2 separate regions of the Homo sapiens genome follow, and region 2 is linked to region 1. A link is an interaction called in ENCODE POLR2A ChIA-PET data of the cell type or tissue named here. Cell type or tissue: K562. All regions are shown on one strand. Links, peaks and the distances in the headings refer to the core of each region. The heading gives the core; the rest is flanking DNA. Region 1 overlaps SMCO1 (single-pass membrane protein with coiled-coil domains 1). Region 2 has its middle 25 kb from the start of UBXN7.

The links. Peaks named below come from ENCODE experiments on the same cell type or tissue, not always from the same donor. Only the 100,000 strongest peaks of a DNase experiment are listed, where the experiment ranks them.
Region 2: POLR2A ChIA-PET joins it to region 1 with 6 read pairs; 7 of 35 experiments call an interaction of 5 or more read pairs at or near these places.

What each region holds. Positions count from the first base shown.
Region 1 is chr3:196,509,650-196,515,025 of GRCh38, forward strand. It overlaps SMCO1 (single-pass membrane protein with coiled-coil domains 1), which reads right to left. Exons shown (of 3, transcript NM_001077657.3): 2 at 1-20. Among named protein-coding and RNA genes, the nearest start is that of SMCO1, 3.0 kb to the right of the region's middle. RefSeq lists an enhancer at 2,291-2,791. In K562, for the core only: no CTCF peak of the experiment used is centred there; a DNase peak (open chromatin) is centred at 2,500.
Region 2 is chr3:196,454,904-196,460,279 of GRCh38, forward strand. No RefSeq gene overlaps it. Among named protein-coding and RNA genes, the nearest start is that of UBXN7, 25 kb to the left of the region's middle. In K562, for the core only: no CTCF peak of the experiment used is centred there; no DNase peak of the experiment used is centred there.

The DNA of each region.
Region 1 (5,376 bases), core at 314-5,313:
CTTGGAGTTTGTGGTCTACTCTGTAGGATAACAGAATCAAGGGTTAGTTTAGGTTACAGGACAAAACTAAGGTTTTGATTTAAGCTGAGGCTCTAATACATTATTTACAACCATTACCAAATTTGGATAACTTTTTTTTTTTTACTTTTACTTTAAACTATGAAGGGAAAATGGGTAGCTATTTGAATTTGAAAGTTTCAACAAATGGCTCCATTTGCCATTCCCTCTAGCCATCATCCTTGTCCTTTCATTCCATATATTGCAAACTTTTGAATTGTCTAATTATTTGAATTGCCTGTCGTGTCTTGTTTTTGTATTATACCTTATACTTTATGTATTTATTTATTTTCTAATACAGAGTCTCACTCTGTCACCCAAACCGGAGTGCAGTGGCACAATCACTACCTCCCAGGCTCAAGTGATCTTCCCACCTCAGCCTCCCGAGTAGCTAGGACTACAGTTGTGTGCCACCATACCTGGCTAATTTTTAAAAAATATTTTTTGTAGAGACCAGGTATTGCTATGTTTGGCTGGTCTTCAACACCTGGGCTCCAGTGATCCACCTGTCTTAGCCTCCCAAAGTACTGGGATTACAGCCATGAGCCACCATGCCCGGGCTATACCTTACGATTTAGAGAATATTTTATGTAAGCATTACTTTGGTGTTCACAGCAACCATAAAAAGTAAAGCAGTCATTTTTACTATTTTACTATTAAAGAAATTGAGTCTCAAGAGGATTGAGACCTAATGTCATAAAGTTAGCTAGTGCTGAGACCAGTATATAATCTGGATCTCCTCGGCAGGAAAGTCAAGGGCCTTCACCCTTTGCTCCTATCTTCCGCCAGTCCCCTCACCCATCCTAGTCACCAATTACATGAGACATCTAGTTGCTGCTTGAATACATTATGTGGTTCCAAGCTTACATATGGCTTATACCCTATTTTCTACCCGATTCTAATTGTCCAACTCTTATCCTTTCTTCCAGAATCAGCTCAAATCCACTGCCTTTTTGAATCCCCATCTACCTGGTGATCTCCTTGCCCCCCTGCGTCTCGCTTACAAGCACTGCCTCTGTGGACCCATCTCCCGCCTCCTGCTTTACTATTAGGGTTAGCCTTTCATGAACTAAACTACGTTCTTGGAGGGAAGGAATCAGAGACTATTTCTTAGATACCTTTATGTCTGTCCCCCAATACCCAGCAAAGGTCTTGCACAGTAATAAAAGTTTCCCTGTATGATTGACATCTTTGATGAGAATGAAATGCTGAGTTCTGTAACCCAAAATGGGGATTTGAGTAGCTCCGAACAGCCATGATCATCAGAGGCTGCTGTGGCACCAGCATTATGTCTAATTAACCACAAAGACTGGAGCAACACAATTCACTTGCCTGAGCCACCTAGATTGTCCTTATGAGGGAAACTTGCCTGGGCCACCTAGATTGTCATTATGAGGGAAATTTGCCTGGGCCACCTAGATTGTCTTTATGAGGGAAACTTGCCTGAGCCACCTAGATTGTCCTTATGAGGGAAACCTGCCTGGGCCACCTAGATTGTCTTTATGAGGGAAACTTGCCTGAGCCACCTAGATTGTCCTTATGAGGGAAACCTGCCTGGGCCACCTAGATTGTCCTTATGAGGGAAACTTGCCTGGGCCACCTAGATTGTCTTTATGAGGGAAACTTGCCTGCGCCAAGTAGATTGTTGTTATGAGGGAAACCTGCCTGGGCCACCTAGATTGTCCTTATGAGGGAAACCTGCCTGGGCCACCTAGATTGTCCTTATGAGGGAAACCTGCCTGAGCCACCTAGATTCTCATTATGAGGGAAACCTGCCTGGGCCACCTAGATTGTCCTTATGAGGGAAACCTGCCTGGGCCACCTAGATTGTCCTTATGAGGGAAACCTGCCTGGGCCACCTAGATTGTCCTTATGAGGGAAACCTGCCTGGGCCACCTAGATTGTCCTTATGAGGGAAACCTGCCTGGGCCGCCTAGATTGTCCTTATGAGGGAAACCTGCCTGGGCCGCCTAGATTGTCCTTATGAGGGAAACCTGCCTGGGCCGCCTAGATTGTCCTTATGAGGGAAACCTGCCTGGGCCGCCTAGATTGTCCTTATGAGGGAAACCTGCCTGGGCCGCCTAGATTGTCGTTATGAGGGAAACCTGCCTGGGCCGCCTAGATTGTTGTTATGAGGGAAACCTGCCTGGGCTGCCTAGATTGTCTTTATGAGGGAAACTTGCCTGCGCCAAGTAGATTGTTGTTATGAGGGAAACCTGCCTGGGCCACCTAGATTGTCCTTATGAGGGAAACTTGCCTGAGCCACCTAGATTGTTGTTATGAGGGAAACCTGCCTCGGCCACCTACATTGTCCTTATGAGGGAAACTTGCCTGGGCTGCCTAGATTGTCCTTATGAGGGAAACCTGCCTGGGCCACCTAGATTGTCGTTATGAGGGAAACCTGCCTGAGCCACCTAGATTGTGGTTATGAGGGAAACTTGCCTGAGCCATGTAGATTGTGGTTATGAGGGAAACTTGCCTGGGCCGCCTAGATTGTGGTTATGAGAGAAACTTGCCTGGGCCGCCTAGATTGTCGTTATGAGGGAAACTTGCCTGGGCCAAGTAGATTGTTGTTATGAGGGAAACATGCCTGGGCCACCTAGATTGTCGTTATGAGGGAAGTGATGCGTCAACACACATGCTACTTCTCTGAGCTTCCGTATCTCCAGTGACCTGAATACCTTTGTGACTGCCCAGCATTCTATGCTTGATCATCTTTTATTCTTGGTCCTAAATTTCTCCCTAGGCTAATTCACCTTCAGGTACTACATCTCTCCTAAGCTTTAAACCTGTATTTCCTTTCTTTTTTTTTTTTTTTTTTTTTGAGATGGAGTCTTGCTCTGTCGCCAGGCTGGAGTACAGTGGCACGATCCTGGCTCACTGCAACCTCTGTCTCCCAGGTTCAAGTGATTCTCCTGCCTCAGTCTCCCGAGTAGCTGGGATTACAGGCGCCACCACATCCGGCTAATTTTTGTATTTTTAGTAGAGATGGGGTTTCACCATGTTGGCCAGGCTGGTCTCGAACTCCTGACCTCAGGCGATCCGCCCACCTCGGCCTCCCAAAGTTCTGGGATTACAGGCGTGAGCCACCGCACCCGGCCTAGAGATGTATTTTCAATATGTTTTGTGCATCTCCACAAAGATGGAGATGTCAAACTCAACTCTCCTAAGCTTAACCTACTAATACCTCCCCCATCTTCAGAAATTACTATGAAGAAATGTTGTCACTGCTTTACACATAGATAAGACTCAGTATAAAATGTTCATTTTGTAGGAATAGAAGCCTGTGTGACCTGATATGCCTGTAATTTCTGTCTACAAGTCAAAACCATGTGATTTGAGCTAGGTGCAGTGGCTCACAACTGTAATCACAGCAGTTTGGGAGGCCAAGGTGGGTGGATCACTTGAGTCCAGGAGTTTGAGACCAGCTTGGGCAACATAGTGAGACCTCATCTCTACAAAAAATAAAAAATTAGCCTAGTGTGGTGGTGTGCACACTTGTGGTCCCAGCTACTGGGGAAGCTGAGGTATGAGAATTGCTTCAGCCCAGGAGTTCAAAGCTGCAGTGAGCTGTGATCATGCCACTGCACTCAGCTTGAGCAACACAGCAAGACCCTGTGTCAAAAAAAAAAAAAGAAAGTTGGCCGGGTGCAGTGGCTCACGCCTGTAATCCCAGCCATTTGGGAGGCCAAGGCAGGTGGATCATGAGGTCAAGAGATCGAGACCATCCTGGCCAACATGGTAAAACCCCTTCTTTACTAAAAATACAAAAATTAGCCGGGTGTGGTGATGCACACCTGTAGTCCCAGTTACTCAGGAGGCTGAGGCAGGAGAATCACTTGAACCTGGGAGGCGGAGGTTGCAGTGAGCTGAAATCGCGCCACTGCACTCCAGCCTGGTGACAGAGTGAGACTCTGTCTCAAAAAAAAAAAAAAAAAAAAAGCCATTTGGCATACTATTTTGTGTTAACTTTTAGACCTTTAAGACTATATTGCTTATAGGTCATCTGTAGTTTGAAACTTAGGGAAGAAGTCTAGCTTGTCAATCAGTATAAAAATTTACAGTTGCAGCAGTTCTTTGGAATCCTCTCACCAAAGGACAGTCCGAGGCCGTTCCAGATAAATCTCAACCAACATGCAAATCTCAGCGCAGGCTGTTTTGTTTTGTTTTAGTACAGTTCCCTAGTTTCGTTAATGACCTCACCATCCAATCAATTGCTTGAACTAGAAATCTCAGAATAATTCTCAACTTTTTTCTTCCCCTGATTTATGTCTCTCTAACCCATTCCTGCCTCTCCATCTCCATCAAATGAGTTTCTCATCATCTTTCACTAGGACCCAAGATTACCGTAGCCTAACTGGACCCCCGTTTTCCATTTCCCATCCATCCTCCAGACACATTCTTCTAAAACACAATTCCGATTCTGTGACTCAACTGATTACAAATGGTTTATGTCATCCTGGCTTGCCCAGTGATATACTCAGAGGCAAACTGGATCTCCTCAGCAGGAAAGTCAAGGGCCTTCACCCTTTGCTCCTGTCTTCCACCAGTCCCCTCACCCATCCTAGTTACCAATTACACGAGACATCTAGTTGCTGCTTGAATACATTATGTGGTTCCAAGCTTACATATGGCTTATATGCACTGTTTCCTCAGCCTAGAATGCCTTCCCATATTTTTCTCCCTCATAAGCTCCTACTTGCACTTTAAGATCCAGCTTAAATGACCCTATATGAAGAGTTCCTTTTTCTAGTGTCAAAGGCAAAATTGGTTGATCCTCCCTTCATGTTCGCATAGACCTTTAGGAACATCACCATTGTAAGGTCAGTCACATTAAATTGTAAATGTTTTTCAAACTTTTCTCTTTCCTACAGGCTGTGAGCTCCTTGAGGGCAGAAACCACATTTTACTTATTTTTGTAAATCTAGGATTTAGCATATGCATACATTCAATGGAGTTACAGCACCTGGGAGCAGACTTTTCTTTATTGTTAATTTACATAGGTTTGGGCCTGGAAGACTTAAACCACTGTAATAGAGACGGAATTCTTTTTTTGGACGGAGTCTTGCTCTGTTGCCAGGCTGGAGTGCAGTGGCACGATCTCGGCTCACTGCAACCTCCACCTCCCGGGTTCAAGTGATTCTCCTGCCTCAGCCTCCCAAGTAGCTGGGACTACAGGCGCCCGCCACCATGCCTGGGTAATTTTTGTATTTTTAGTAGAGGCAGGGTTTCACCATGTTCGCCAGGCTGGTCTCAATCTCTTGACCCTGTGATCCGCCCACCTCGGCCTCCCAGTGTGCTGGGATTACAGGTGTGAGC
Region 2 (5,376 bases), core at 180-5,179, 55 kb before region 1:
CTCACACAGAACCTCAGCTTCCTTCAAAATGCCTCCCCAAAAGATTCTTGTAGCTATCCAAGAACGAGTTTCCTTTATTAAGTACTGCCGCGCTCTCATCTCCTTGGCAAGGAGAACTGACACGAACATGATATTCTTGCTGCTTGCTGTGCCATGAGTAATAAAGTCCTTTTTCTCATACCAGGAATTTGATGTCTTCTGCCAACACTCATGAAGCAGTAATAGGCTAACTTATTAGCTTGTGAGTAGGGTAAAATCATCCCAGCCCTGACACATGGCACAGGCTTGAGGTCAGGTGCTATGTGGTGGCAACCACAAGAAGCTGTTGAGAGTCCAGTGACAACTGGGTACTATAGGCCGGGCCCAGTGGCTCCCGCCTGTAATCCCAGCACTTTGGGAGGCTGAGGCAGGAGGACTGCTTGAGCCCAGGAGTTTGAGATCACCCTGAGCAATATAGGGAGATTTTTTTTTTTTTTTTTGAGACAGAGTCTCACTCTGTTGCCCAGGCTGGAGTGCAGTAGCGTGATCTCGGCTCACTACAACCTCTGCCTCCCAGGCTTAAGTGATTCTCCCACTTCCACCTCCTGAGTAGCTGGGATTACAGGCTCTTGCTGCCACACCCGGCTAATTTTTTTGTATTTTAGTAAAGATGGGGTTTCATCATGTTGCCCAGGGTGGTTTTGAACTGAGCTCAGCCAATCCACCTGCCTTGGCCTCCCAAAGTGCTGGGATTACAGGCAAGAGCCACCGCGCCCGACCAATATAGGGAGATCTTGTCTCTACCATTTTTTTTTTTTTTAATTAGCTGGGCATGGTAGTGCATGGCTGTGGTCTCAGCCACTTAGGAGGCTGAGGTGGGAGGATCATTTGACCCAGGAGTTTGAGGTTGCAGTCAGACGAGATCACGTCACGGCACTCCAGCCTGGGCAACAGAGGGATACCTTTTCTCTAAAAAAACTAGAAGAAAGAACTGGTTGCTGTAGCAGTGGCTGCCATAAGAAAAAGGTAAACCAGAGGAATCGAAAGAAGTGTCTCTACTGTCTCTCTCTGCAAATCTCATTAGCCACTGTCCTGCTTACTCTCAATGAAGACTAGGAAAGCTAGTGCTGTCAAGCAAGAACTCCTTTGACGGCTGGGCGCGGTGGCTCACGCCTGTAATCCCAGCACTTTGGGAGGCCGAGGCAGGCAGATCACCTGAGGTCAGGAGTTTTGAGACCAGACTGGCCAACATGGAGAAACCCCATCTCTACTAAAAATACAAAAATTAGCTGGGCATGGTGGCACATACCTGTAGTCCCAGCTACTTGGGAGGCTGAGGCAGGAGAATCACTTGAACCCGGGAGGAAGAGGTTGCAGTGAGCCGAGATCGTGCCGCTGCACTCCAGCTTGGGTGACAGAGTGAGACTCCATCTCAAAAAAAAAAAAAAAAAAAAAAAAAAAGAACTGCATTTTCTGGTATGAAATCACTGATATGAGCTGACTTACTTTCTTTTTTTTTTTTTTTTTGAGACAGAGTTTCACTCTTGTTGCCCAGGCTGGGGTGGAGTGCAATGGTGTGATCTTGGCTCACTGCAACCTCCACCTCCCGGGTTCAAGTGATTCTCCTGCCTCAGCCTCCCAAGTAGCTGGGATCACAGGCAGGTGCCTCCACACTTGGCTAATTTTGTATTTTTAGTAGAGATGGGGTTTCTCCCTGTTGGTCAGGCTGGTCTTGAACTCCCAACCTCAGGTGATCCGCCCACCTGGGCCTCCCAAAGTGCTGGGATTACAGGCGAGAGCCACTGCACCCGGCCATGAGCTGACTTTCAAAATATGAGGCTGTCAATGACTGTTGGTTTTCAGGGGTGTATTCAATGAACCAAGTTGTCCCTGACTGATGTGATAGATTTATAAACTGTTCTAGTGGTTACTTGTTGGCACAGCTATAGAACAATCTATCTTTTCCTAGGAGTGTGGGAACTCTGATTTGCATTTGGAAATGTTTCTGTAACTCATTATATAGAAAGGGTCAATCTTCCTAATATACAAAGACCACCTAAGGTTGGGGGCAGTGGCCCACCCTCACAATCCCAGCACTTTGGGAGGCCAACGTGGTAGGACTGCTTGAGGCAAGGAGTTGGAGAAGAGTCTGGGCAACATAGTGAGACCCTGTCTCTACCACCCACCCTGCCAAAAAAAAAATTCAGCCAGTTATTGTTGCTCACTCATGTAGTCCCAGCTAATAGGGAGGCTGATGTAGAAGGATCGCTTGAGCCCAGGGGATCAAGGCTGTAGCGAGCTATGATCACGCCACTGCACTCCAGCCTGGGAAACAGCAACATCCTGTTAAAAAAAAAAAAAAAAAAAAAAAGCCCCTAGAAATTGAGAAGAAAACGACCAACAAACCAATAGAAAAATAGGAAAATAACTCAAATAATTACAAATGGCTCAGAACACTGGGGGACAAAAACCTAACCTCAACCCCATTCATAATAAATGTTTTCTCTTTTTTTTTTTTTTTTTTTTTTGAAACAGAGGTTTTGGTCTGTTGCCCAGGCTGGAATGCAGTGGTACAATCTCAGCTCACTGCAACCTCTGCCTCCCGGGTTCAAGCGATTCTCCTGCCTCAGCCTCCCGAATAGCTAGGATTACAGGTGTGCACCACCATACCCAGCTAATGTATTTTTAGTAGAGACAGGGTTTCTCCATGTTGGCCAGGCTGGCCTCGAACTCCTGACCTCAGGTGATCTGCCTGCCTCAGCCTCCCAAAGTGCTGCAATTACAGCCGTGAGCCACCGGGCCTGGCCACGAATGATTTTTTAAAGCCAAAGAAAAGAGCAGTGGTTAGTTCAGAACCTTTTTGGTTGCCTTAGAAACTTAGGGTTTTTGCTATTACATAACATTAAAATTGCCACTTCCTCCTCTAAAGACCTAAGTCTGAGATAATTAGCCCTCATCTTTTTTTCAGACTGTGACCTATTCTTCTCAGCCCCAAAGGAAAATTTGTTTTTAAGATCATGCTTTAAAAAGTACTACTGGTTTGCGCCCAATGCTTGGCAAGTAAAAAACAAATAAAAAGTACTATTAGTTTAAAAAGTTAAAGTCTTCTAAAATCAAACTAGCTAAATTCATGTATTTTTAGCTTTATCCAAATAAAAGATTTAAAATGTTTTCTAAGCATTTGCCAGTAGAAGGAATCAATTCATTTTTTTTTTGTTTATAAGATGCTTTTCCAGAAGTTATTCTTGAGATTCTGAGATTTTTAAGCACCGTTTTCAAGTCAATAAACTGATAATAGTGTTGTACAAATTACAGCACCTCGAGCTCTTTGTGGGTGGAAAGGTTCTCTCACATGTTAAAACCAAGTTGATTTAATATCATGTCAGTGCCTCTTGCTAGGATTGTTACACAACTCCCCTCTCTTGATTTGTTGTAATGTAGGTTTACTCTGGAGAGTTACTTCATTATGATCTATTTTTAATTAATTCCAATGCCCTCCTTTTTTTTTTTTTTTTTTTTTTTGAGATGGAGTCTTGCTGTGTCGCCCAGACTGGAGTGCAATGGTGTGATCTCGGTTCACTGCAACCTCCACCTCCCAGGTTCAGGCGATTCTCCTGCCTCAGCCTCCCAAGTAGCTGGGACTACAGGCACCTGCCATCATGCCTGGCTAATTTTTGTATTTTTAGTAGAGACGGGGTTTCACCATGTTGGCCAGGATGGTCTCGATCTCTTGACCTCATGATCTGCCCACCTCGGCCTCCCAAAGTGCTGGGATTACAGGCGTGAGACACTGTGCCTGGCAAATGCCCTCCTTTTAATAGACAGATCAGGCTGGGCACAGTGGCTCACGCCTGTAATCCCAGCAGTTTGGGAAGCTGAGGTGGGTGGATCACCTGAGGTAAGGAGTTCAAGACCAGCCTGGCCAATATGATGAAATCCCATGTTTACTAAAAATACAAAAATTAGCCAGGCGTGGTGGCACGCGCCTGTAATCCCAGCTACTCTGGAGGCTGAGGCAGGAGAATCGCTTGAACCTAGGAGGCAGAGGTTACAGTGAGCCGAGATTGTACCGCTGCACTCCAGCCTGGGAAAAAAAAAAAGATCAAATCTTATCCTGGTGTTCTATTATTTCTGGATTGTATCCTTCTAGGAGCTCTGGGAATTTAGTGATGATGTCTGATGGCTTAATTTCCTATGGAGGAAATTTCAAAGAGGGTTCACCTGGTAGGTGAGGAATTGTGGGATTTGTAGGGCTTGTAGGGGCATAGGAAAATGGGACAATGGTAGCTTTAGGTGACCACCCGTTTGTGTATGGGGATGGCAGACACAATCTTATTCTCTGAATCATCAGCTCTGGACATAATCAGAACAACAACAACAACAAAAACTAAAGAATTGGAAGTGCTTTCTGCAGGTACTTAAAGGTTCTCTAGGTGGCCGGGCACGGTGGCTCATGCTGGTAATCCCAGCACTTTGGGAGGCCGAGGCGGGTGGATCACTTGAGGTCAGGAGTTCGAGACCAGCCTGGCCAACATGGTGGAACCCCGTCTCTACTAAAAATACAAAAATTAGCTGGGCATGGTGGTGAGCGCCTGTAGTTCCAGCTACTCAGGAGGCTGAGGCAGGAGAGTCACTTGAACCTGGGAGGCAGAGGTTGCAGTGAGCCGAGATCATGCCACTGCACTCCAGCCTGGGTGACAAAGCAAGACTCCATCTCAAAAACATAAAATAAATGAAAATAAAGGTTCTCCAGTTTTCTCCTATAGATCCTTCATGAGGCTTAACTTCTCCTGGGAATTTGTGGATAAGCATCATTTTTCCACACATACTAACACCCATCTTGTCTAGATAGGAGCGTTATAGGTTTTTGCCTTAGACGTTTCAAGACACCTTAGTCCAGAATCTATTAAAGGAAAACATCTCTGGTGTGTTTTCTTTCCCCCTCTTGTCTTGCAGCGTCAAGCCTGCCATTCTAAACTCTGCTGATATAAAAACCATTTGCCCAGACTCCTTTGCCAGTTGGCTTCTTGTAAAGTTCTATCAATAAGCGGTTCTAGGAAGGAGGAAAGGAAAAGGGGGCTACTTTTTTTTTTTTTTTTTTTTTGAGACGGAGTCCTGTTGCATCACCCAGGCTGGAGTGCAGTGGCATGGTCTCGGCTCACTGTGACCTCCGTCTCCCAGGTTCAAGCGATTCTCCTGCCTCAGTCTCCTGAATAGCTGGGACTACAGGCGTGTGCCACCACACTGGCTAATTTATTGTATTTTTAGTAGAGACGGGGTTTCACCATGTTGGCCAGGCTGGTCTTGAACTCCTGACCTAGTGATCTGCCCCCCTCGGCCTCCCAAAGTGCTGGGATTACAGGCGTGAGCCACTGCGCCTGGCCAAGGAGGCTTCTT